Linked DNA regions of Homo sapiens: region 2 is linked to region 1. The links are chromatin loops, found by intact Hi-C in ENCODE. Cell type or tissue: CD4-positive, alpha-beta T cell. All regions are shown on one strand. Each heading gives the region's core, and the rest is flanking DNA. Links, peaks and the distances in the headings are about the cores only.

Region 1 (2,808 bases), core at 211-2,710:
TGCTAATTATTTGCTATATTAAAAAAAAAAAGAGTTAAGTTTCTATCTTGAGTTTTTACCAGCTAGTTTTTTTTTCTATAAAGTACACGATTAAGGACAATGTAGAAAATCTTAGTTTAATAATGGCCATCATCTTAATTTAAAATCAATAACTGTTTCAGAGCTGCCTTTAAGAGGCTAAACCATTACTTTTATTCTATGAGTTATACATAAGTTATTAATTCAGTTACAGTAAAGGTACTCTGGTGTGGTTTAAGATCTTACTGTTTTTGTTATGTGAAAAAACAAATTTCAGAAAGAACTTGTGTTGTTCCTACAAACTGTTTTTCATAAAGACTTTAGAAGTTCCTATTCCCTCAATATTCACAGACTTGATAGCAAATGATTTTATAACCTTCACTAATGCCAAAATTCATATATTTGTAAATGAAAAGCTTTATTTCTATTCAAATGTTATATCCTATATGTTACAAGTATGGTGACAGTTAACACTGTCATTAATTACAATAATATAACTGCTAACATACCTTTCAGTTTTTTTTCTAGAGAATCTTTAAGATATAAATATACATTAACTTACATGTTTACTAGGAGAGGTAGAAGATTCTAGTTCCTGTGAACAAATCATTTCTTCAGTAAGTATACTGTGATCTGGACTCCCTGGCTGCTCCTGTCCTATAGACTCGGATGGTACATATTCAACAGCAGGGCTGCCTAATTCTTCTGGAATGGAGCTTTCACTGTTTAGATGAGAGTACAGAGGTACTGGAGATTCCTCTTCACTTGCTATTTCTAGACAGAGAAGGTGAAAACAAGAAAAAAAAGATACAATCTTGGTCAATGGGAAAATTACACTAATAAACATTGTTTTTAGCATATTATTACTTACTGCATTTTTGTCTCCCACAAACAGGAGAGTCATAGCTTCCACAGATGCACAGATCTATTTCTGGGTTATCTATTTCACAGTCTATTTGTCTCTCTCTGTGCAAATGTTATTATTTTAATCACTACACCTTAGAAGTCTTGATGTATGGTAAAGTAAGTTTCTGCATTTTGTGGTTCTTTAGTAGTGTCTTTGCTTTTTGGTCCTTGTTCTTTCATGTAATTTTTTTTTTTTTAAGATGGCATCCCGTTCTTGTTGCCCAGGGTGGGGTGCAGTAGCATGATCTCGGCTCACTGTAACCTTCGCTTCCCGGGATCAAGTGATTCTGTTGCCTCAGCCTCCCAAGTAGCTGGGATTACAGACACATGCCACCACACCCAGCTAATTTTTGTCTTTTTAGTAGAGATGGGGTTTCACCATGGCGGCCAGGCTGGTCTCCAACTCTGACCTCAGGTGATCCACCCGCCTCGGCCTCCCAAAGTGCTGGGATTACAGGCGTGAGCCACCATGCCCAGCCTCATATAAATTTTTTAATGAGCTTGACAAAGGTTTCCTATGAAGAAACCTTGCTGGGTTTCTGATGTAAATAGTCTTGAATCTACAGATCAGTTTAAGGAGAATTAATATCTTATGACACTGAATCTGTGAATATGGAATAATGTTCCATTTATTTTGGCTTTTTTTTTTTTTTTTTTTTACTTTTTGAGACAGGGTCTTGCTTTGTCACCCAGGCTGGAGTGCAGTGGCACGAACAGGTCACTGCAGCCTCGACCTCCCAGGAACAAGCAATCCTCCTGCCTCTGCCCCCTAAGTAGCTGGGACTACAGGCCTGCGCCACCATGCCCGGCTAATATTTCTGTAGAGGCAGTGTTTGGTCATGTTGCCCAGGCTTGTCATGAACTCTTGAGCTCAAGTGATGTATGTGCCTTGGCCTCCCAAAGTGTTGGGATTATAGGTGTGAGCCACTGTGCCCAGGCTGTTTTGGTTTTAATGTCTCCTAATAAAATTCTAAATTTTTCTATATAAAGATCTTGTACACTTTTTGTTAAATTTATTCCTAAGTACTTCATATTTTTTGTTTCTATTATATATTGTTTCTATTTGTATCTTTTTTAAAAAATATATTTTTCTAATCAATTTTTGCTGATGTATAGATATGCAATTGAATTTTGTATATGAATTTTATAACCAGAAACCTTGCTAAGCTCACTTATTAACTGTAATAATTAACATGTAAATTCTGGATTACCTATGTGTATAGTTTTATTAACTGTAAGTAATGAGAATTTTGCTTCTTCTCACTCCTTATAGCTTTTAATTCTTTTTCTAGCCTTAAATGTACTGTGTAGGACCTCTACACAATGCTGAACAGAGCTAAAAATAAGCCTCCTTGTCTTATCTCCAAATCCAAAAGAACTTTCTATATTTTATCATTAAGTACGGTATCTATTATAGGTTTGGTTTTTTGTTTTTGTTAATACCTTTTATCAGGTAAAGAAAGTTCCTTTCTATGGCTACTATGATCTGAGGTTTATTTATTTTATCACAAATGCTTTTTATTTTTATTGATTCATTTTTTTGAGACAGAGTCTCACTCTGTCACCCAGGTTGGAGTGCAGTGGTATGATCTTAGCTCACTGTAACCTCTGCCTCCTGGGCTCAGGTGACTTTCATGTCTCAGCCTCCTGAGTAGCTGGGACCACAGGTGTGTGCCACCATGCTCAACTAATTTTTTTATTTTTGGTAGAAACGGGGTTTTACCATGTTGCCCAGGCTGGTCTCAAACTCCTGGGTTCAAGTGATCCACCCACCTCAGCCTCCCAAAGTGTTGGGATTACAGGTGTGTCTGGCCCACAAATGCTTTTTAAATTTTATCAAATGTCTTTCTGAATCCATTGAGATGATCAATTTTTCTCCTTTAA
Region 2 (2,808 bases), core at 175-2,674, 100 kb before region 1:
AGCCAAGATTGTGCCACTGCACTCCCGCCTGGGCGACAGAGCGAGACTCCATCTCAAAATAATAAAAATAAAGTTCCTGGTTGGGCGCAGTGGCTCACGTCTGTAATCCCAGCATTATGGGAGGCTGAGGTGGGCGGATCTCCTGAGGTCAGGAGTTTGAGACCAGCCTGACCAAAATGGTGAAACCACGTCTCTACTGAAAATACAAAATTAGCCAGGCATGGTGGTGCATGCCTGTAATCCCAGCTAATTGGGAGGCTGAGGAAGGAGAAATGCTTGAACCTGGGAGGTGGAGGTTGCAGCGAGCCAAGACAGTGCCATTGCACTCCAGCCTGGGCAACAAGAGTGAAACTCCGTCTCACAAAAATCAAAATAAATAAATAAATATAAAGCTCCTATCTTGTAGCTGGAGAAACTGAGGCTTAGAAGTGAAATCATGCCTCCAGATCACACAGCTTGCATATGCCTGAACTGTGCTACAAATCCCAGCTTAGTGTGGCTCCAGAACCTGGGCCCTTAGCCACTGGTCCCACGCTAAGCACCACTGCATGGGCATGGGGCACTTGGCTCCAACCACTGGGACCCCAGCCCCTTGGTACTCAAGGACTGTGGTGGGAGGGGAGGGAAAAGACCTGATTCCAATCACCATTTATCACCTCTACATAACAGGCATGACCCCAGGCATGAACTGGGACCCCAGAGGGTCAGGCACTCCTTAAGCCAAGCTGTCTTTCCCCTCCCCAACCCCTGTGCCTCCTCTCTCAGGGCTGAGAGGCCTGGAGACAGCATCTGGCTTCAGCTCAGACTCTCAGCTGTGCTTGTTGAGTTTCAGCAGGAAAATCACTCAGGCTGACAGTGCAGTTTAATTTCATGCCTACTCTCATGCCTGTCTCCCTGCACTGACTTGGAGTATCTCCCGTGCACTGGCACGTCCCACCTTTGCAGCTGGGAAAAGCTCACAACTGGTCTATGGAGAAGTCCATGAACCAATGGCAGAATGGTGAGCTCTCTGCATTAGGCGAGGGGAATGGATCCTTATAAAGCACCTACTATGTGTCAGCTGCAATCCAGGCCCTTTACATAAACTGCTGCATTTGACCTTCCCAACAATACTACGGAGAAACGTAATCATCCCTGCTTTCTAGACAGGGCACTGCAGCTGGAAGCGCTGGGGAGCTGGCTCACGGATGCCCCACATGAGACAGACCGGCATCTGGGTAAAGGACCCCATTTCCTCCGGTGGGGCTAGGGCGTCGCTAATGTTCCCTCCCTCCCAAATATTTCACTCCAGTCCCATGGAGTGGGACACTGTGGAAACAACATTGGCTTTGGAGCCAGACGGACCTGGTTCAAAGCCCTCTTCTACCAACTTACTAGCTGTGTGATCTTGGGCATGCTATTTGATCACCTTCATTAATTTTGGGGATTAGCAGCTACGTGTGTCAGCAATCTGGTCCAATGCTCAATAACAGCAGGTGTTATATTTGATTTCCGTGAAGGAGATAAGAATAAACAGCAAGGTTTTGAAACGCAAAGGTCCAGCTCCTGCACTTCCCATGGCTCCCAGCAGGGGTCAGGCCAATGCCAGGCTAAAAGACCCAGGCAGCCAAGACCCTAGAATTGGCAGGAAAAGCCCTGCTCCCAAACTGGGGCTCTCTCTCCATGGCTATCCAAGAATTGCAGGGAACTTCAGGGCAGCTCACCTCTCTACCCAGGTAGGAGCCTCCCTTTTCAAAGATCAGAGCCAGGTACTCTTCGTTATTTCTCGCAAAGAATCCATCAATCTCCTCCAGCCTGCAAGAGACAATTCTGGCAGTCACTCTGCACAGCCAGCAGAAATAAGACAAAACCGCTGGCAACGCCAGACGCTGGTGATGCAGTGCTGCAGGTATGGCCATCCCGCCCTCCTCCGCTTCCACACAGGGCCCTCCAAGGGAGTCAACCAAACCTTTAGTCTCAAAGGATGTTGCTCTTGTTATCTAACCCTGGCTCTTCATCTGACCTACCTTGGGTGCTTGGTTTTGTTTTTGCTTCCTGTCTCTTTTTAAAAGTCAGGAGTGGGCCGGGTGCGGTGGCTCACGCCTGTAATCCCAACACTTTGGGAGGCTGAGGCGGGTGGATCACCTGAGGTCTGGAGTTCGAGACCAGCCTGGCCAACATGGTGAAAGCCCGTCTCTACTAAAAATACAAAATTTAGCTGGGTGTGGTGGCGGGCACCTGTAATCCCAGCTGAGGCAGGAGAATCACTTGAACCCGGGGAGTGGAGGTTGCAGTGAGCTGGGATTGCACCATTGCACTCCAGCCTGGGCTACAAGAGCAAAACTCCGTCTCCAAAAAACAAACAAACAAACAAAAAGAGTCGGAAGTGGGTAGGAGGCCGTGTGGGGAGGGGGACTGGGAAGGGCTGCTTTGAGACCAGTTGTCTCCATGTGCTGGGGCAGGCCCAGGCTGACTGGATGTGGTTTTTATTGGTCCCCTGAGAGCTGGGGGGTATTAGAACCCAACAGCTATAAGTCTGGAACTGTGACAAGTCACGACCAAGGGGGAGATGTGCTCCTTCCTCCCTAGAGCAGGCATTAAAAAGCAATGAAAGAATCAGAAAGCCTTGGGTTCAGGAGACCTTAGAAGCCATCTATATCTCTAACCCAATCTCCTTATTTTAAGATGAGGAAACTGAGGCCCAGTTTCCAAAACAAAACAAAACATATCCAAAACAAAACAAAACAAACAAAAACATGGTATTGATGCTGGAGCCCAGCCAGTGACAGTCCAAATGGATATGCTAGACAGGTGAGGGCCAGAGTGCAC

The links. A loop is a pair of places that touch in the nucleus more often than their neighbours do. Peaks named below come from ENCODE experiments on the same cell type or tissue, not always from the same donor. Only the 100,000 strongest peaks of a DNase experiment are listed, where the experiment ranks them.
Region 2: it touches region 1 in a loop (5-fold over the local background); 10 of 110 quality-filtered maps call a loop at or near these places.

Annotation. Positions count from the first base shown.
Region 1 is chr1:180,076,447-180,079,254 of GRCh38, reverse strand. It overlaps CEP350 (centrosomal protein 350), which reads right to left. Exons shown (of 38, transcript NM_014810.5): 29 at 581-792. Among named protein-coding and RNA genes, the nearest start is that of QSOX1, 77 kb to the left of the region's middle. In CD4-positive, alpha-beta T cell, for the core only: no CTCF peak of the experiment used is centred there; no DNase peak of the experiment used is centred there.
Region 2 is chr1:180,177,780-180,180,587 of GRCh38, reverse strand. It overlaps QSOX1 (quiescin sulfhydryl oxidase 1), which reads right to left. Exons shown (of 12, transcript NM_002826.5): 5 at 1,704-1,794. Among named protein-coding and RNA genes, the nearest start is that of QSOX1, 24 kb to the right of the region's middle. In CD4-positive, alpha-beta T cell, for the core only: CTCF peaks have their summits at 1,543 (motif pointing right) and 1,564 (motif pointing right); a DNase peak (open chromatin) is centred at 1,577.